4 separate regions of the Homo sapiens genome follow, and regions 2, 3 and 4 are each linked to region 1. Evidence: chromatin loops called from intact Hi-C (ENCODE). Cell type or tissue: heart left ventricle. All regions are shown on one strand. Links, peaks and the distances in the headings refer to the core of each region. The heading gives the core; the rest is flanking DNA. Region 1 has its middle 92 kb from the start of OTOS. Region 2 has its middle 92 kb from the start of GPC1. Region 3 has its middle 140 kb from the start of GPC1. Region 4 has its middle 65 kb from the start of GPC1.

The links. Peaks named below come from ENCODE experiments on the same cell type or tissue, not always from the same donor. Only the 100,000 strongest peaks of a DNase experiment are listed, where the experiment ranks them.
Region 2: a loop joins it to region 1, with 7 times the contacts of the local background. A loop is called at or near these places in 26 of 110 quality-filtered maps.
Region 3: it touches region 1 in a loop (15-fold over the local background); 20 of 110 quality-filtered maps call a loop at or near these places.
Region 4: a loop joins it to region 1, with 1.9 times the contacts of the local background. A loop is called at or near these places in 26 of 110 quality-filtered maps.

What each region holds. Positions count from the first base shown.
Region 1 is chr2:240,230,065-240,234,959 of GRCh38, reverse strand. No RefSeq gene overlaps it. Among named protein-coding and RNA genes, the nearest start is that of OTOS, 92 kb to the right of the region's middle. RefSeq lists silencers at 1,197-1,246, 1,597-1,806 and an enhancer at 713-1,254. In heart left ventricle, for the core only: CTCF peaks have their summits at 1,704 (motif pointing left) and 1,904 (motif pointing left); DNase peaks (open chromatin) are centred at 1,249, 1,359 and 1,889; H3K4me3 peaks cover 358 bases; H3K27ac peaks cover 955 bases.
Region 2 is chr2:240,341,436-240,346,330 of GRCh38, reverse strand. No RefSeq gene overlaps it. Among named protein-coding and RNA genes, the nearest start is that of GPC1, 92 kb to the left of the region's middle. In heart left ventricle, for the core only: a CTCF peak has its summit at 2,590; no DNase peak of the experiment used is centred there.
Region 3 is chr2:240,294,840-240,299,734 of GRCh38, reverse strand. No RefSeq gene overlaps it. Among named protein-coding and RNA genes, the nearest start is that of GPC1, 140 kb to the left of the region's middle. In heart left ventricle, for the core only: a CTCF peak has its summit at 2,262; a DNase peak (open chromatin) is centred at 2,394.
Region 4 is chr2:240,368,134-240,373,028 of GRCh38, reverse strand. No RefSeq gene overlaps it. Among named protein-coding and RNA genes, the nearest start is that of GPC1, 65 kb to the left of the region's middle. RefSeq lists enhancers at 2,510-3,399, 1-4,467. In heart left ventricle, for the core only: a CTCF peak has its summit at 2,605; DNase peaks (open chromatin) are centred at 2,758, 2,980 and 4,128; H3K27ac peaks cover 3,111 bases.

The DNA.
Region 1 (4,895 bases), core at 319-4,318:
TCCTGGGGTAGTGAGGGACATGCAAGAGCAATGATACGTGGACCTGCCATTCAGGGTGCAGAGATCCTGCAGAGGTCAGCTGGGAGCACCACCCCCAGAGGCCTGTGTCTGTGTGTGATCACGTCAGGCTGGGCACATTCCGTAATAACCAGCACCTCACTCATTTCCCACGGCTCATGGCTTGCAGGATTTTGCTCTCTTGACCTCTCCTCTTCCGATCCAGAGCTTAACATCCCAGGGCTGGTCATTGTGGTTTCACAGAGTCGGGGGCCAGCCTGAACCTGGAGCCATTTGCTGCAGGTGTGGGTTTTCCTTGGAGGCTGAGCAAGTCCCTGCTTACCCAGGCTTGCACCCTCTTGGAGACGTGAGCTCAAGCTCACAGGCATTGGTAGATGATGGCTCAGCCACTTCCAGACGGTGTGACTTTGGATAGGTCACCAAACTCCTCTGGGGTTCAGCTTCCCCAGCTGTAAATTGAGGCTGTGACAGTGTGTCCCGCATTCCACTGCACTGAGGACCAGGTGAGAGCATCACCAGCACACGTGGGCACCAAGCCTGGCACATGGGGAGCTCTGGTGCAGGCAGCACCTGCCACACTCTGCCCCAACCATGCCTGTGTGACCAGGGCACAACCAGAAGTAGCTGGGCAGGTGCCACCCAGAGTGCTGTGGACACAGTCACCGCTGGGCAGGCGCCCCAGGGTGGGTCCTAACCTTAGCCAGCAAGTGGGTGCCACAGGCCCAGGGAGAGCAACGCGGGGACAGCCCTCGTGTCAAAAAACCTGGGATGGTGTAAGACTCCGAATTGTTGTCCTGTCTGAAGAATGTTCCGTTATTTCTCACAACCTGTTTCCTCCCTGGCCACTGAACAGAGGTTTACTTTCCTTTAGGACTTGATCTGTGACCACAGTGCCCCGCTGTTAAGGTGACCAATGCAAACTGCAGAAGGGTGCCCCTTCCCCCCCAGAAACATCAGGTGCGTCCCAGGTCCTGCGGCACCCCCCGAGGAGGGAGGTGCTGAGGGCGGGGCTGCAGCCACGGAGTTGGAGGGGGGGACTGTGGGTGGGGCTGGAGGATCAGGGTGCTGTGGGCGGGGCCAGAGGAAAGAGGCACTGTGGATGGGGCGGGAGGGGCGAGGCACTGTGGGCAGGGCCGGAGGAGGGAGGTGCTGTGGGCGGGGTTGGAGGGGTAGATGCTGTGGGCAGGGTCGGAGGAGGGAGTGCTGTGGGAGGAGCTGGAGGGGGAGGCACTGTGGGTGGGCCAGAGGGGGGAGACACTGTGGGCGGGGTCAGAGGAGGGGGGTATTATGGGCAGGGCTGGAGGCGGGAGGTGCTGTGGGCGGGGTCTGAGGTGGAGGTGCTGTGGGTGGGGCTGGAGGGGGAGGTGTTGTGGGCAGGGCTGTGGGGAGGTGCTGTGGGGCTGTGGGCGGGGCTTGAGGGGAGAGCTGCAGCCGGGGAGGAGGGAGGTGCTGTGGGTGGGGTTGAAGTGGGGGAGGTGCTGTGGGCGGGGCCGGAGAAGGGAGGCGCCGTGGGTGGGGCTGGAGAGGGGAGGTGCTGTGGGCGGGGCTGGAGGTGGAGGTGCTGTGGGCGGGGCTGGACCAGAGAGGTGCTGTGGGCGGGGCCGCAGCCAGGCTTATGCTTCCCTGCTGCAGGGGTGCGCTGATGGGATGGGGGCGTCTCACCCCAGGTGGGGGAGGCCTGAGCTCGCATCATCCGGCTGCAGACCCCTGGGTGCCCCCTTGTGCCAGGTCCGTCAGGGGCACAGGCCCGGCAGCACGCTGACTGGGCGCCGGGCAGGCCCGGCCGGCAGGGAGGGCTCCAAAGGCTGATCCTGCCTGTATTTTAAGGCCTGAGTTTCAGAGCGGCCTCCGGGCCCTTTGCTGAGCTCCAGCGCCCCCTGGTGTCGGCGAGGCGGGTGAGGGAGACGCGCCTTTGGGTCTCGGGCCTGCCCTCCAGCAGCCCACACACACCCCAGGACCTGGAGGCCTCCACCAGCCCCACCCTGGGGAGGACATTGAGAACCTGGAACAAGGTCTATTTGGGTCTGAAATACAGAAATGTAAGAACGCTGGAGAAGCTGGGGTCTCCTCCGGGAGAAGCCAGGCCTCGGGAGCCCGCTGCTGGGAGCCCTGGGGGCAGAGCCGGCCGCAGAGCCTTCCGCACAGACCCGTCCTTCCTAGGAGGCTGGGAGCTGGCATTTTGGCTTTGGCTCAGAATTGCCCGCTGTGCCACGAGGGCGAAGTCCAGCCCAGCAGGGGGAGGGCTGCTGCCCAAAGAGAGGGACTGATGTGGTTCTCCTGGGCCTGCTAGTGTCGGATGCTCCTCCAGGGACTGTTCTCAAGGCCCAGGTGCATGTGGGGAAATCGGGCTGTCTGGAAGAAAGAGTGGAAGCCGCTCGCTAGAGACACGCCTCTGTGATTCTCCCAGAAAGTGTCCTGTCGGAGGCTCAGGACTTCCTAGTGAAGCAGCTAGGACAAGCTGGGCATATTGAAAGTCACGGGGACATAAACCTGCAGGCCTGGGTATGGCCATTGGGTATACGTTAAATTCTGTGGCACCCAGTCTAGTACAACAGCTTCCGTTTCAGGACAGACAAGGTCACCCTGTGGGACCACCCTTAGCTGGAGCACCAGTTCCCTTCGCAGCCTCCTGATGAGAAGTGATCTCTGAACAGAAGGTGCAGGGCAGAGCTGCGGGCGTGCAGGGCCCTTCTCCCAGTCTGTTCCCGTCGATTCCTTGCTGCTCACACTCAAGGGTCTGCGCCCAGCCTGAAGGCGCTGCCTGCCGCGGTCCCTCCTGGTCATCTGTCTTTGTAGATTTGCAGAACAACATAGCCTCACCTGTGGGAGAGGCTTCCCAAGCTTCACCTTCACTCAGCACTGTTGCGCAGTCCCCAGGCAGGTGGCACCTGAGAGAGGGTTCCAGGCTTGGCCACTGGAGGGTCCCAAAGGTGGCTGGTTCCTGGCCCCAACAAAGCCGACTCCCTGGGAGACAGATGAGTCCCTCCAGGGTGGTACTGTTGGTCTGTTTTGGTCAGTGACGTGCTCAGCTCCAGGGCCATGCCTGGCACAGGGAAGGTGCGTCTTCAGTACTGGGTGATGTTGGACGAACGCCTGCTTCCCTTTTTTTTTCAAACTGAGGTCTGCAACCCAGATGCCCTTGGCTACTTACTGACTGCTCCATCTGAGCAAGTGGCACAGTGCCACTCATCTGCATAGGTGAGCGGGGACTGGTGGGTCTGCTGCTGGCTGGACAGAATGTCTGGGAGGGGCTTTGAGCATCCTGACCACCTCTGCTCTCAATCAGGCTTGGAAGGCAGCGTGTAATTAGGTCACATGGAGCCTCCAAGGACCAGACACTGGGGAAACCATAGCTCTCTGTCTTGTGCGTTTCTGGGTGCCAAAGCCATTACCTCCTGCTTTTGGAGGTCCCGTTGCCAGTTGCCAGGGTGAGAGGCAGGATGGGTTCATGACTCATGGCATCGACATCCTCCGGCCTGTTAAATCTTTTTGTTGTTGTTGTTGTTTTTTGAGATAGAGTCTCGCTTTGTCGCCCAGGCTGGAGTGCAATGGCACGATCTCGGCTCACTGCAAGCTCCGCCTCCTGGGTTCATGCCATCCTCCTGCCTCAGCCTCCTGAGTAGCTGGGACTACAGGCACCTGCCACCAAGCCCGGCTAATTTTTTATATTTTTAGTAGAGACGAGGTTTCATCATGTTGGCCAGGATGGTCTCGATCTCCTGACCTTGTGATCCGCCCACCTTGGCCTCCCAAAGTGCTGGGATAACAGGTGTGAGCCACCGCGCCCGGCCCAGCCTGTTCAATCTTAATGCAGTTGGCAAACACCTGTTTTTAATTTCTGATTTTTAAGGGCCATTTCCCTGGAGTTCACTGTTAGGTATAATGTGGGGTGTTATGTTAAGGGATATTCATCATATTAAAACATAGTCTCTCTGCACCGTGACTTTTATTCTTCCAGTAAGTAGTAGGTGTCTATTTTTACTAAAAGCTTTTCTAGCGTCAGAGCCAGGGAGGTTTCCGTGGAGGTCCAGCCAACCCAGTTGGGGCCAGTTCCTTTGGTGGACACCCCTGCCCTTCCCCCTGGTGGAAGATCTGCTGACCCCTTAGCCAGTCCCTGGACCCCCAGCAGAGCTGGGCCTACTGCTTGGCTTCCTTCCATGCAGCCCTGGATGTCCCAGGGATGCAGTTTCGGTGGAAAACACACTGCCTTCCCTGCAGTTCATCCCCTGCTCCTGCTATACCGAAGCCCGTTTTTCACTCCACAGAATTCAGAATGGGGAAGACCTTCCCTGCCCCCAGGCCCCTTCCCTTCTTCACTTCTTCACAGTTGAATGAAGCCAGCTGTTTCCTTGCAGCTAGGGCCATCTGCTAAGACACACTTCCCCCTCCAATCTGTGTGTCACTTTCCCTCCTGAGACCCTGAGAGACATCCTGACCCTCCTAGTCTTCCTCTGTATCTGACTCCTCCTGTCATTCTGAAAGAGGGTGGTGCTCTCCCTGGGAACTCTCAGCACACCAGCCGGACCCCTCCGCTCCAGCAACACTCACTGTTCTGTCATTTCTGCTCTCCCTCCCTGGACCATCGCTGAGGCACCTCTCCCCTCTGCTGGGACCCCCAGCCTCGCTGTTCTCTGGCTGCGTCTTCTGACTGTTCCCTTCCACCATGGCTTTCTTGCAGCCCAGCCTCTTTCCCCATCGTCTTCAACACCCTTGCCAATTTTCCCCTCAAGTCCCCTGGGAACAGTCCATTCTTTATCATTCCAAATGTTTGTCTGAAAAAATATCCGACCCAACCATTGCAGTGGCATCCTGTTGTCATCCTTGCCATTAGCACTGGTACCTTTGAGACTGGTGACAAGCCACACCTCTACTGTCAG
Region 2 (4,895 bases), core at 429-4,428, 110 kb before region 1:
TGGCCAAGGGCCTGGACTCCGAGGGGTGTCCAGCTGTGGCACAGGCTGTTGGGCCCAGCATGAAACGGCACTCGGGGTCACCAGCAGAGCCCAGCCAACGGCCGTGAGGCCGGGAAGTGCTGGAACTGCATGGCCTGGCTGCCGGGGCTCTGTGCCTGCCTCAGTCACTTGCTTGTGGAGTGACCCGGCCAGGTCCCCCCCACCTCCCTGCCCCTGACTTCTCCATCTGTAAAGTGGGGTGGATGGTGCCAATCTTCCCACATGGGAGGGTCGATAGAAGAAGGAAGGGTGGGGCGTGGTGGGTGCTTACAGCAAGGTGAGGTATACCCCAAATTCATGTCCACATGGCACCTTAGAATGGGACCTTACCTGGAAACAGGGTCTTTGTAGACATAATAAGGCAAGGATCTTAAGATGAGATCACCCTGAGTGTAGGGTGGGCCCTGGATCCAATGACTGGTGACTGTGTAAGTGGAAAAGGGGACATGGAGACACACGGGAAGCGGCTGCGTGATGAGGAGTCAGAGCCCAGAGGAGGCGTCACAAGGCGAGGAGCGCTAATGGGTGCTGCAAAGCTGTCAGAGGCAGAGACAGATCTTCCCCACAGCCCCCAGGAGGAACCAGCCCTGCCCACACCCCAATTCTGACACAGCCAGTCCCCAAAAGACAGACACTGCGTGATTCCACTTATCTGAGGTCCCTAGAATCAGAAGGCAGAAAGTAGAACTGTGGGTGGTCAAATAATCCCTGAAGGCCAGTCTGGATTCAAGGGGACAGGTCTAAGCCCCTGTCTCTTGATAGGAGGAGTCTTGAAGTGTTCCTGGTTATCCTTAAACTGCCACAGTCCACCCCGGCACAAATTATTTACATTCCTACCACATGAAGTACCATTCACCCTTCCTGCCAAGATGCCCAAAGTCTCATCCCATTATGGCATCAGGCTTAGGCTTGAGGTCCTTAAATCGGGCAGCCTCCCAAGCCAGAGTAGGCTCAGAAAGACTCTCAGGTCCAGGATCTTGTCACAGAAATCAAGTCCAGGTGCAGACGAGGCTATTTGGGTATGCCATCACCTTCAGGGGTAGTTTTTTGAGTATGATCCCCTCAGTCTGAAGACTCATGCACCTGACATGCACCGGTGACACAGGCAAGGGAAAACTGTGATCAATTACCCTGGCCAACAAGAGAGAAGTGGGAGGCCCATAGCAGTCACTGGTCCATAGCAATTCTGAAATCCAGAGTCTTTGATTACGGCCATGTCCTGCTGTTCCCCAGGAATGATTCTGTGGTGCTCAGCTCCACCTGCTGGGTTCCTGGTCCAACCCTCTAAGTCATCCCACTTTCACAGTGGAGCAGCCTACTTTCTCTTACCCATAGTTCATCACGGTCTGAAAATAGTAAATGGAAAACTCTGGAAATAAATGCTTCCTGTTTTAACACAGGTCATTCTGGGTAGTGTGGTGGAATCTCTAGCCATCCCACCCCATCCTGCCTGGGATGTGAATCACTCCCTTGTCTAGAGGATCCACGCTGTATATGCTCCCTGAACATTGGTCACTCAGCAGCCTTCTAGGTTTTCAGATGGATTCTCGTGGCATCCCAGTACTTGGGTTCCAGTAACTCTTATTTGACTTAATAATGGCCCCAAAGCAGCATGGTGGTGATGCTGGCAATTCTGACATGCCAAAGAGAAGCCATAAAGTGCTTCCTTTAAGGGAGAAGACGGAAGTTCTCAACGTAATAAGAAAAGAAAAAAATATTGTAGGCTAAGGTTGCTAAGATCTACAGTAAAAGCATCTCTTATCTGGGATATTGTGAAGCAGAAAAAAGAAATTTGTACAGTTTTGTTTTCACACCTCACACTGCATGATACAGGTACAGCCACAGTGTGTGATACGTGCTTAGTTAAGATGGAAAAGGCATTGAATTTGTGGGTGAAAGACTTGAGCAGAGTCATGTTCTGATCCACAGGAACTGGGTTCTACACTAGCCATGGTTTCAGGCATCCATTGGAGGTCTTGGTACGTATTCCTCTGTGGACCAGGAGGCCTACTGTATCCTTAAATGGACATAGCTTCTGGAGAGTAAATCTCTTTGTACTTCCTAGGAGGACTTCCTGTGAATATTTTTGGGATTCACATCATCAGGCAAAAACTATCCTCACGGTTCTCTCCAACACAGGCCTCTCTCTCCTGGGCTGAGCATCAGGTAGCTGTTTCACATGCCCTGAGATTCTTAGAACTACTGAGAGAGCCTATGAGTCGCACCCTTACATCTTCTGAAGTCTCAATACAGGGTCTTATAGCCATACCCATTAGATATTCTTTACTCTGAAGATTATATTTTTTATTTTGAGAGCATTTGCCATCTGAAGGGCATGGGAATGAAGAAGAAACTTAATTCTAAATCCAGCAAATTCTGTTATTTAGAATTTTTTTCTGAATTTATTGTAAATGAAATATTTTGATTTTAGCTCTTCTCTATCTTACACTATGTAGCTAAAAGAAGCTAGTTGGACTATTCAACACTCTTCCTGGAAATGTCCTCAATCAAATCAAGTAATTCATTAAGTTTATTTTCTGTTTTCTACGTTACTACAGGGGTCAGTGTTGCCAAACTTTTCTGCATAACAAGATCCTTGGTTTTTCTAGCCTGTAATCACAATTTCCTCCTTGTCCCCCCAGCTTCCTCTGGAAGTCTTCCCCAAGGTTCTCTCAACTTCCATCTGCCACCTGGTTCAAAGCCCATTCCCCATGGCTCTTATGGCTGCATCCCACTTCTGGTCCCAACTTCTATAATATTCAGTTGCTTAAAGCAACAATTTATTGTCTCTGGGGGTTCTGTGAGTGACTCAGACTCAGCTCAGAAGTTCTGTCTTGGGGATCTTCTCATTCGGTTGTGATCAGGCAGCAGCTAGGCCAGGAGCCATCTGAAAGCCCAGGTGGGCTGTGTGGGCAAGACGGTTCCAGTCCCATGTGTGGTGCCTCAGGGGATTACCTGGATGGCCGGACTCCCCTGGGTTTCTTGGCCAAGTTGGTGGGCTCCAAGCATGGGTGTTCTTGGTGTCCTGGGTGGAAGCTGCAAGACTTCTCATGGCCTAGGCTGGGGAGTCCCAGGTCATCTCTTCTGCTTCATTCTGTTGATCAGATGGGTCATGAAGGCCAGCTCAGACTCAATGGCAGGGCATTGAGACCCAACTCTCAAGAAGAAGAGTGTCAGAGAATTTGCAGGTACCTTGAATCTACCACACCTCCCAGTCCATTTCAGGGTTCTACACTTTGCCTCATCTTATATATCATGGAAGGTGGGCAGGGACAACCCACCTCCCATTCCAGATGTGTGCTCTGATTGGTGAAGGCCACTCCGCATACTCTTTTAGTCCTTGACACAGTGATTGGATCAGGGATGGGCAACAAAGGCCTAAACCAATCACATCACATAATTCCCTCAGCCACAGTCTAAGTGGTTGAGGTTGGACTTTTCAGTGCATGGCCCGAGTTTATGATTGGAGGAGAGGAACCCTCCTTCTCTTGACTTAGACCAGTGCTGCCCAATAGAAACATAATGGAAGCCATATGTATAATTTTCAAGTAGTCATATTAAAACAAGTAAAAATAATATTAATTTTAATATTTTATTTAACTGAATATACCCAAAATATTATGATTTCAACGTGTCATCAATTAAAAAATTACTACTAAAAAGCTTTACACTTTTTTTTTTTTTTGAGATGGAATTTTGCTCTTGTTGCCCAGGCTGGAGTGCAATGGTGCAATCTCAGCTCACTGCAACCTCCACCTCCTGGGTTCAAGTGATTCTCCTGTCCCCCTTCTCAGCCTCCCAAGTAGCTGGGATTACAGGCATGCACCACCACGCCTGGCTAATTTTTGTATTTTTAGTAGAGATGGGGTTTCACTGTGTAGGCCATGCTGGTCTTGAACTCCTGACCTCAGGTGATCCACCAGCCTCGGCCTCCCAAAGTACTGGGACTACAAGCATGAGCCACCGCGCCCGGCGTACGCTGTTTTTTTTTTTACGCTGTCTTCTAAATCAGTTGTGCATTTAGCTTCCAGCTCTTCTCAGTGTGGACGACACACATTTCAAGTGCCCAAGAGTCACAGGAAGCCAAAGACCACCCTATTGGACAGTGCAGCTTTGGATGGGATGGGGTCAAGACCTGAGGGCTGGTCTCAAGTCCCCAGGAAGCCAACCCAAAGATGAAGCTGTTACAAAGTCAGGAACAGAGCAGAAAGAATGTCTGAGAAGTCAAGAAAGAGCCCTGTACAACCCATGCCTGAAGCTTAACGTCCTTTTGGAATTTTCAGCTACAGGGTCAATATTTCTCGTGTGCTTCCGTGAGTTGCAGGTGTGTTTGCAGTTTCCTGCAACACTCAGAGTCCTGGGTAATATTCTTCTTTCGTCCTGGTGATCTGGGAGGTCTTAAGGGAGCAATCCCTTGAAGGCTGTGAAAGGCAGGGGTGGATCTGGCTTCTAAAACTTGCTGTAGTTAATTAATTAATTTTTAGAGATGAAGTCTTGTTATGTTACCCAGGCTGGTTTTGAACTCCTGGGCTCAAGTGATCTTCCTGGGATCTGGATTTTGAGAGGTCTCAAGCTAAATTTGAGGACCCTCAGAAGAAAGAAAATAAAATTGCAAACATGACTTAGCTAAAGGGTTTTGTAAGGCGGCACCTACTCCCTGGGTGCTTCCTCCCAAGCACCCTTCACCAAAGGGGAAAAAACACGCCCTGTCCCTCTTCCCGAGATGCCAGAGGCTTTGGCTGCACAGTCTACAGACAGGAGCTGCCTTCTTGGTGCAGGACTCTGCTCCGGGTCTCCACATTCTCCGAGTGCTCTGGGAGTCCCTCAGTGAAGTGGATGCTTTAGGATCCTAGAGG
Region 3 (4,895 bases), core at 433-4,432, 65 kb before region 1:
CCACTGCCCTCCTTCTTATTTTTGGAGGGGTGTGCATCCTAGCGCTGGTCCAGGAGATGAGTGGCCCAGAGCCGAGCCTGTCTGGTGGGAGGCCTGGGTGGGCCTGGCCACTGTGACGTGGCTTCAGCAGTGACAGTGATGGTCTCATTCAGGGGACCACAGAGTCAGCAGCACCCCCTGGAGGGAGAGGATGGGCTTTCTGCTGTCCCCCTGGAGAGAGGGTCATGGGGAGGAAAAGGCTCACGGTGCCCTGGGAGGGCACTGCCCAGTGGGCCAGCCTGAGGTGGGCCCTGACCTGGGTGTTTTCAGGGGTGCTGGAGTGGGAGGCAGGGGAGACACGAAGGGCCTGAGGAGGAGGCTGCCTGGACAGGTCTGGAAGGCATGTCTGGGTCCCCAGCTGATGAGGTCGAGGGAGCTCCACGCTGTGCCCCCTGTAGCACCATGCCTTGCCAAGGCCCTCATCAGCATCCAGGCAGGCTGAGGAGCCCGGAGGAGGCCAAGGGCAGAGGTGTGGCCAGGAGGTCACAGGTGCCAAGACATGCGGCCAAGGAAGGGACAAGGAAGCTGGGTGCAGCCCCTGCAGGAAATGCCCAGAAGGCCTGGACGGGGCAGCTCTGGGGACCGTTTCTGGACCTCAGACCAGCAGGGCCCATCCACAGGATTCCAGACCAAACAGGAAGTGTGTGTAGCCTGGTTCTGGGACCACAGCCTGTCAAGCGGAGGACACTGAAGAGCAGGCCACGGGCTGCACTCCTTGGACTCTTGTTTATGTTCCTTTTGCTCCTTAAATTAAAATTGGACACAGCCTGTGCAGAGGGTCACTTAGAATCACGCAGAGGCCACGTGCACACACGACCGTGTGCTTGCAAATGATCCTGCATGGGGGGCTTTGAGGCCCGGTTTGCCCCTTAGACAGTGCCAGTGCCTGGAATTTATATTTGTATTTCTATCTCTGTTATTTATGTTCATGTGCTCCCCCCAGCAAAGCTAAGACAGGAACTGGCCTTTTGAATCACATGGGCACCATCCTGACTTGACTTGGAATGTTCTAGAACAGGCCTGCCAACATGGAGACCGAGTCTCGGTAAGGGAGCTGCAATCAATGCTGCAGAGCACCTGTTTTTCTTCCAGGTCTCTGAGGTGAGCAGGGCTCGTGTTCCGACACTGCTTCATGGTGGGCGTTGTAGGCAAATCCCCTGAAAAGGTTTTTCTTTCAGAAAAAGAAAGACTTTATTCCATTGAGCAGTCTGCAAACCAGGGAGACGTAGCCTTTGGCATGAAACAAAAGTGTGTTCTGAGAGAAGAAAGAGAGGGGACGTCATTTATAAAGTTCCCACCCAGGTTCCCACTCTGGTCCACTATGAAAATGCGGGATACAAACTTGCTGAGCTCTGATTGGTTGGCACAGGCGACAGCCCATGGTTGGGTCCAGATGGATTTCCCAGGAGTGGTGGACAGGAACAGGCAGCTATGGAAGCCCCAGAGTGCTGTGAGTGTGGGGTTTTCTGGGAGCGCACAGTATGTGTGTGGCCTTTAGTCAGCAGATGGTCTCTTGGCTCTGTTTTGAAATTAGGCCCAGTTAGCCATGCGGGGTCCATCTTCAAGGACTGGCTCTTCCAGGGTTTCCTGTTTAAGAAGCTCTTTCTTCCTTTGTTCTCATCCTGCTGCAGGCTTTCCCCCAGGAAGAGAGCACCCGCAGAGAAGGTGTGGCCCCTCTCCCACTCCCAGCCCCTCCACGTCCATCACCCTGCAGACCTCACTGGCTTGGCAGCGCTCCTGCTTTCCCTGGGCAGTCATTGGCTTCTTCTGCCCCATGAAAGTCCTTGAGTCCGTCTACTCAGATCTGGCTCAGGCTCAGAACCACCCCAGAGAGACCCTTCCTGGAAGCTGGGCTAGGACCCCAGCCAGGAGCAGCCCTTCCCGAGAGACCCCGAGGCCAGGTCCATGCCTGCTGTCTGAGCACACTGTGGGCCCAGGCTGGGCACAGAGAAGGGGTAGCCTGCCAGGCCCCCATGTGGAGCAGGAGGAGCCCCTGAGAGAGAAGATGCTGCAGGGGTGGGTAACTCCCAAGGGGTGACTGGCAGTGGGAGCTGGGGAGGAATGAGCCCCGGCCTCATGGCTTTTGTGCCTGAGGACAGACACCCTTTCCTAGAGATGGGGGAGCACTGAGAAGCTCAGAGGAGCCTGTGCGGTAGGCAGGCTTCGACCCAGGCCTCCCTCCTGGTTCCCTGAAGACAGAGGGAGCCCTGGGGCCCAGTCTGCCAGCCCTGCTCAGGGCTCACAGTCAATCTGTTGAAAGGAGATTGAGCACCTGACTCAGAGAGTGGGCCGTCAGCACATGAGCAGCGAGGCTGTGGAAGGCTTGGCCTGAGGGGCAGATGCCAAGCCCGTGTCCTCGCTTGCTGTGTCCTGGGAGCCACTCACCGCCTCCTTGCTGGCTTAGCTTATGCTCCTGTGAGCCTGGAGGAGGGCGCCTGCGCGTCGGGTAGCAAGGGTGCCCACTGCTGCAGGGACACACACTTCTTAGTGATGGCGAAGCTGCCCCAAGGATGGCAGATGTTGCTTCATCCCACAGGAGGAGACAGGGAAGCTTGGCTGCAAGGGTGGGGTCCTGCTTGAAGCCCCCACCTCACCTGACATGCTCTGCAGAGATGGTGCTGGCACTGCCAGGTGCAGGGCAAGTGGGATCCATGCAGGAGGGGTCGTGGCCTCCAACTCCATCCAGCAGACCGTCCCCAACAGTGCACGCGTGAGACCCCGCCGGACAGGGAGCTGTCCCTTTGGGACAAGGCCACTCCTTTGGGAAGGGGGATCACCCACAAGCAGCTCTTTTGGGCTGGTCTGTGGCAAGGGAGAGAGGTGGATGGGAGGCAGGAGAGAGGCAGGTGGCCCCTCCTCAGCCCGGAGCCCCCCCGGTCCTCTGCACTGACACAGGGATGGTGCCAAAGGCAGGGCCTGGGCAGAGACGGGTGGCCCCAGAGCAAGACCCTCCCACTCTCGGGAGGGTGTGGTCTTCAGGGCAGCCCACCCAGCCCTCCTGGCCCTCCCTGCCCCAGCAGTGGGAACGGGCCCAGCGAGCTGGCAGCCACTTCTCATGAATATGCATTGGTGAGGCCTGCTCCTTTGTGGGCCCCTATGCTCACCCCCTCCACCCCCCACCCCCAGCACTTATCTCTGGCGGTGAATAGGGTGCTATTGTGGGCAGGGCTGCAGAATTTTAATGACTTGCAAAATATAGTTAATTATGTAAAAAGACATCTTCTGCACTTTTTCATGTAAATGAGACAAATTAATTGGTGTTCAGTAGTTTTGAGAGCACCCGGTCCCAGGAGGGGAGGAGGGGAGACCTTGATGGTTCTGAAGAGTAGGTGCTTGCCAGAAAGAAAGGTAAGAAAGGAGAAACAGAGAGGGGTAATTTCTGATCCATTTAGTTAATCCCATCACTAACCCCGCCCGGGTTTGTAACTCAAACCGTGAGAAAGCTCGGGCCTTGTGTTCTCGACGCTGCTGGGAGTCACCGAGCAGCTCAGGACCTCGGGTAGGGGGGCTGCCGGGAAAGGTGCTGGGGGTGGATCAGAACAGCCGGGGGCACTCTCTCCCTTCACCCCGCTGGACCCCAGCCAAGTTCCCAACAGTGGCCCTGAGGGTTGGCGACACTGCTGGCCACTGTGGGGGCTGGGGTGGGTGGTGTCTGCAGTGGTTCCAGGTGAGTCAGAACATTCGAGTCAAATAACATGCCACTTCAAAGGACTTCAATAGACAGTCTCCAAAGGAGACGCTCACACGGCCCATGAGCACAGGGAAAGCACTCAACATCATCGGTCAGCAGGGAAATGGGAATGAAAACTGTAATGAGATTCCGCTTCATCCACCGGGATGGTTGGAGTCAAAACCTCAGGAAGCAAGAGTCTCAAGGGTGTGGAGGAGCTGGAACCTGGGTGCGCTGCTGGTGGGAGTGCCAAACGGTGCAGCCGCTGTCAAGTTTGGTATTGTCTCCAAAGGTTAAACAGAGTTACCGGATCAATCGAACAACTTGTCCCTGGGCGTCCTGGGGGTCAGATTCCTCAAGTGTGATCAACACTGTGGGTCAGATTCAAACTTCCTATTTTTAGTGGTGTTATTTTTTAGAAGATTTTCATTCCACTTCTCCCAGGGGAGAAACATTTATGTCAAGATAGCCTGCAGCCTGGGATGGTCAGTGCCTCAGATCCGCCAGCCGCTGACTTCTTGGAGCCGTGTAATCTGCTGTCTATGGCTCCTGGATGTTCGTCACATCACCAGCCCCTATGGTGGATGGTAAGACGCCAACGCAGACACGGCTATTCCTGGAAGTGCGTTTGCTACAATTGTCAATCATCATGGATCTCGCTTCAAAAGGAGTCTTTTTTGGAAAAATCTGCTGTTTCATGTTATCTCTCGGTGTGCATGCTCAAAACATCCAGTCCGTTGGAACAGATGTGAAACACAATTCAAGGGCATGAGAGGTGTTCACGGTGAAGAGTTAGACTCATATGTGGCTGAATTTACCTGGTGTGATCGCTTTGGAAAGAATGCTTTCTATTCCCGGTTATTCCGCATATGTCAGAGCAATTTTCTGTTAACTAATATGATGTTTTGGCTTTTGGCTTTAGTAAGTTTTAGTAAAAACATCCAGGGACAAATTCTTCCATTGAATACCTCTGAGAGACACATTGTTCAATTGATCGGAATTACCACACGACCCAGGAATTCTACTTTTGGGTCTACAGCCCAAAGGATTGGAAACAGCGTTGGCAAGAGATATTTGCACCCCCTTGTTCATAGCACTGTTGGAAATCATCAAACGGTGGAGACAACCCACATGTCACTGGGTGCACGGAAAAACAAAACCTGGTGCATCCATGCAATAGGACATC
Region 4 (4,895 bases), core at 369-4,368, 140 kb before region 1:
GTCGGAAATCCACAACTCAGAGGACAGCCCTCCCCAGACCCCGACCAGGCTGGCACCTTGATCTCCGGCCTCCAGCCTCTGGGCTGTGAGAAATAAACTCCTGATGTTTACAAGCCACGCAGTTCATGGGGTTTCCTTACAGCAGCCCCAACAGGAGTGGCCCTGGGGGGACCTCCACAGCCCACCCACCACTTCCCACCCTCCATGGCCCTGCCCTCCGTGCCCTGTCCTTCCCCATGCCCCTCCCCCCACCACAGCCCTGCTCCCTCCTTGCCGTGCTCATCCTCCACACCCATGCCCCTAACCACAGGCCTGCCCTCCTCTATGCCCCTTCACCCCTACCACAGTCCTGCCGTCTCCACACCCTGCTCCCTCCATGGCCTGGCCCCCCTCCACATCTTGCCCTCCATGACCTCCCCTCCTCCACACCCCTGCCCCTCAACTACAGCCCTGTCCTCCTCCGTGCTCCTTTTCCTGTCTACAGCCCTGCCCCCTCCATGCCCTGCCCCTCTGCCACGCCCCTCCCCCCACCACAGCCTGCTCTCGTTGCCCCCTCTTCCCATCCCTCCCACATCCCTCTCCCACCTGCCCCTCTCAGGGACTTGAGATTTCCTCCGCAAGAAACCTCTGTGGGGCTTCACCAGGCCTCTGCCCTACCCAGGCCTCAGGGTGGGTGCGCCTGGGACTTCAAAGGCCCAAGGAGGGCCCCAAACTGGCTCCTGCCCAGGCCCAGAGCACAGATCCTCCTTGTTCCCAGCCCAGGCCCTCCCCCAGCCCAGGCACACAGCGGTCTGGAGGAAACCCTCTGGTGGCCAGCCCAGGGGACCCCCACGCCCCAGCACCCCCACCAGGACCACTTCTGGGCTCCTCTGGGGTCCTGCAAGCTTGGCCCTGCCCAGGACCCTCTCAGGCTGGTGCTGGGCCAGTGTTCAAGGGTGGGTGAAGGGCAGAGAAGGGCACCTCTCTTATTTCTGGGGCAGTCATGGCTGCAGCAAGTTCCAGAAGCTTCTGCAGAGACTACCTGGTGAAGTCTCAGAAGACCCAGAGAGGCAGCCACCAACTCAGCCTAGAAACTCAGCTCAGACTGGCAGAGAGGGCAGCCCTAGCTTGGGGGCCCAGGCCAGCGGGGAAGACTCGGCCAGCCCCAGGCACGGCGGGCATCATCAGGACAAAATGCCAGGCTCCACGCCACCATCCAAAGTCCCAGAAACAGTGGCCAGCTGTCCAGGGCCCGCCACACCCGAGCCCACCTCGCCCTCACTGCTCTCCTGACTCCTGTCCTTCAACTCATTGGCCTGCTGTGGCTTCATTGTATCCCCAACAGGATGGATCCCAGAGCCCCGGGGCACCCGCCACTCAAGGCCAGCAGTGCTATGCCTCTGCGTCAGCCTCTGTATCTGCCTCTGCCTCCTCCCTGCCCCTCGGCAGCCTGCAGGGCCCCTTCCAGGGGAAGGCTGGATCCCAAGCAAGGGAAGGGAGCGCCTGTCTCTGCTCACACCCTGACCGGCTTGACATCAGAATAAGATTCAGGGTCCCCACGTGTGGCCATCCTCTGTCTGGTTCCCTCAGCGGCAGCCACACCAATGTCCTAGCTGTCCTCGGACCCCAAGCTGACCGCTGCTGCCCTGGGCCTTTGCCTCTGCTGCTAGCCTGTCGGGAGCACCTCCCCTGGTACACAAGGCTTCCTTGCCTGCTTCTCGTCCCTGGAAAGGCCATGGCCTCCCAGAGGCCCTCCCTGGTGTGGAACCGCCTTCCTCTGGTCATGTCCCCCACAGCATTTGGCTGAGCTGCAGGAATTTACTGTCTGTCCCTTAAGAGCTGTTTCTGATGCCGGGTCCCAGAAGATGCTTGTCCCCAGCTCCAACCCTTCCAGGGCAAGCCCCTCACCCTCTGTCAGCCATGGCGGGGCTTGGGGGCTGCAGGGAATACCCAGGGTCCTGTGGATGGTCCACGTGGCCCTGAAGCCTTTGCGGAGGAAACGTGAATTGCATCAGGAATGAAATGAAACGTTGTCACCCACTTCATTTTTCTTTTTTTGAGACAGGCTCTCACTCTGTCGCCCAGGCTGGAGTGCAGTGGTGCGATCTCGGCAACCTCTGCCTCCCGGGTTCAATCTCTTCTCCTGCCTCAGCCTCCTGAGTAGCTGGGATTACAGGCACACACCACCACGCCCGGCTGATTTTTGTGTTTTTGGCAGAGAAGGGGTTTCACCGTGTTGGCCAGGCTGGTCTCAAACTTCTGACCACAAGTGACCTGCCCGCCTCGGCCTCTCAAAGTGCTGGGATTATAGGCATGAGCCACTGTGCCTGGCTCACCCACTTCATTTTTCAATTGGATGTGGCGAATCTCTCCCGAGCCCAGCGTTGGGGCCCACAGGGCCACTGACTCCAGGAGAACAAGGGTCTCTGCCTTGTGTAGGTGGGGGTCATGCTGTCATTCCCCAACCCGTGGGGCAAATCTCCAGGGACTCTCAATGGGGAGACAGCACCCCCCACAGCTTGCAAAGTGGCCCAGGCCTGGTGAGGGCCGTGGCTGTCCCAGGGTCCATGGACAAGTCAGGGCGAGAAACACAGCAGCCTCCAGGCACCCGAGGGTGCTTCTGGGGCCTCAGGAGGAGCTGGGCTTTCTGCATGTGGGTGGCCCAGGGGCCCGTTACAGGCCCATCCCGCTGAGGGCAGCATTCCGGGTAGAGGCCCAGCAGGTGCGGCCACAGACAGCTGAGCCTTCCCGGGATGCTTGTGGCGTGAAGTCAGCTGCCCAACCCTGGCCACTGGCCGCACCCCAGGCTATTTTTGGATCCTGCAGCTCAGAGCCTGCCTTGCTGCTCCCGCCCCTGGAGCTCCTGGAAGTCTGGTCAGGAGTGTGGACAATGCCCCTCTTGTCATACATCTGCCCCTTCCCCACAGCCCCCACCGCAGGGCCACCCTCCTCCCCCAGACACAGCTGGTCCTGGCTGGGCTGGGGTGGGCTGCCTGGCTGAGAGGAGGCTGGCCTTGGACCGGGACCCTGGCATCACGGCAAAGCTGGAGACTCAGGGAGTCCAGGAGGCGAGAGGCTGCCAGGGTTGTCCTGGGCCGTGTCTGTGTCAGCTCGTGTCCCTCCAGGATAAGTGATCTTGGGCAAGGCACACCTCTCTCTGGCAGAGAGGGCTCTGGAAGGTTTTCCCAGGGTCCTCCTCCCTCAAGTCCTCCCATGCCCTGAGGCTGGTCCCTGAGGTTGTTGGTCGGGGACTCCAGTCCTTGCTGCTCAGAAAAGCATGCCCAGTGTCCCTCGCCCTGCCCAGTGTACGTCCAAGGCTGCTGAAAGAATGGAGAAGGCTTCCTTTACTTCTGCCTTCATTCCTTGGACAGATATTAAAACCTGCTGTGTCCAGGCCCTGACTGGGCACAGTGTTGGTAAATCAGGTCTGGTTCCAACTTCAAACAGGCAGCCCTGACCTTGGTGCAGGCAGCCCTGACCTGCAGGCATGTGGTCCCCCGACCTTAGATAGGATGCCCCCGACCTTGGACTGGGTACCGGTGACCTTGGAGCAGGCAGCCCTGACCTGGAGGCATGCAGCTCTCTGCAGAACCAGATGTGGGTGGGGGGGCGGGTGGGGGGGCCATAGTCACTCAGGGCTTGGGGATGGCTGCTCTTTGTTGGGCTGAGTGTAGGGAGGTGGGTTCCCAGCTTCAGGACCAGGTGAATGGGGGATGCAAGCGTGGGTGGGGCAGGTGAAGCAGGAAGGGCAGGTGGGGACAGGTCAGATGACTCTTAGCATCACGGCGGTGGGACCCGCTGTGGTGTTCTGAGCAGACACGAGACAGAAGCTGCCTTCAGGAAGTTTGGTTGCACAGACAAGGGTCAGGAGACTTTAATTTGTGCAGATGAGGTGCCCTGAGGGCATTTAGCAGCTGCTGGAAAGGAGGTGTGGGAGGGCTTATTAGGGAGACATTTAACCCCCACACGGTCGATCAATCGTGAGCCACCTGTGCCTGGATCCTACCTGTCAGAGACGCCTGAGTGGCCCCACGTTCCAGCCTAGGTCCGGGAGACACCTGACACCAGGAGTTGGCCCCAAGACAATGCTGAGAGCAGCTCAGACTCTGCCCGTGGAGTGGCCTGACCCTGGGCACAAGGTGATGGGCCTTGCCAGGCACGGAGCCAGAGAGCAGCCAGGGTTGCCTGTGCCCAGCCTGTTGTGCAATGCAGTGGGGGACAGAGAATGCTCGCTGCAGGGGAAACAGGCCTGTCCTCTCGTGCCCCCAGGCTCTGCCCTGGGTGCCCCTGAGCTTACTCTGTCCCCAGGCTCTGCCCTGGGCACCCCTGAGCTCACCCCACCCCTCCAGGCTCTGCCTGTCTTGGCTGTTTGTCTTGGTATAACAAAATTACCATAGACCTGGTGGTGTAGAAACAAGAGAAATGTATCTCTCACAGTTTGGAAGTCGCGAAGTCCAAGATGAAGGTGCTGGAAGACTGTGTCTGGTGAGGGCCGCTTTCCATAGACAGTGCCTTCTCGCTGGGTGCTCCCTCTGTGGAAGGGGCGGCCTCTTTTCTAAGGGCACCAGTCCCATTCACGGGCCTCCACTCTCACAACCTAATCACCTCCTAAAGGCCTCACCTCTGAATATTACTGCACTGGGGGACAGGTCAACATGTGCATTTTGGGGGAACACACATATTTAGATCAAGCTTGTCCAACCCGAGGCCCGTGGGCCCCATGTGGCCCAGGGTGGTTTTGAATTCGACCCAACACAAATTCATAAACTTTCTTAAAACATTATGAGTTGTTTCGTGATTTTTTTTGTTTGCTTTAGCTCGTCAGCCATCGTTAGTGTTAGTGTATTTTATGTGTGGCCCAAGACAATTCTTCTTCTAATGTGGTCCAAGCCCAGGGAAGCCAAAAGGTTGGACAA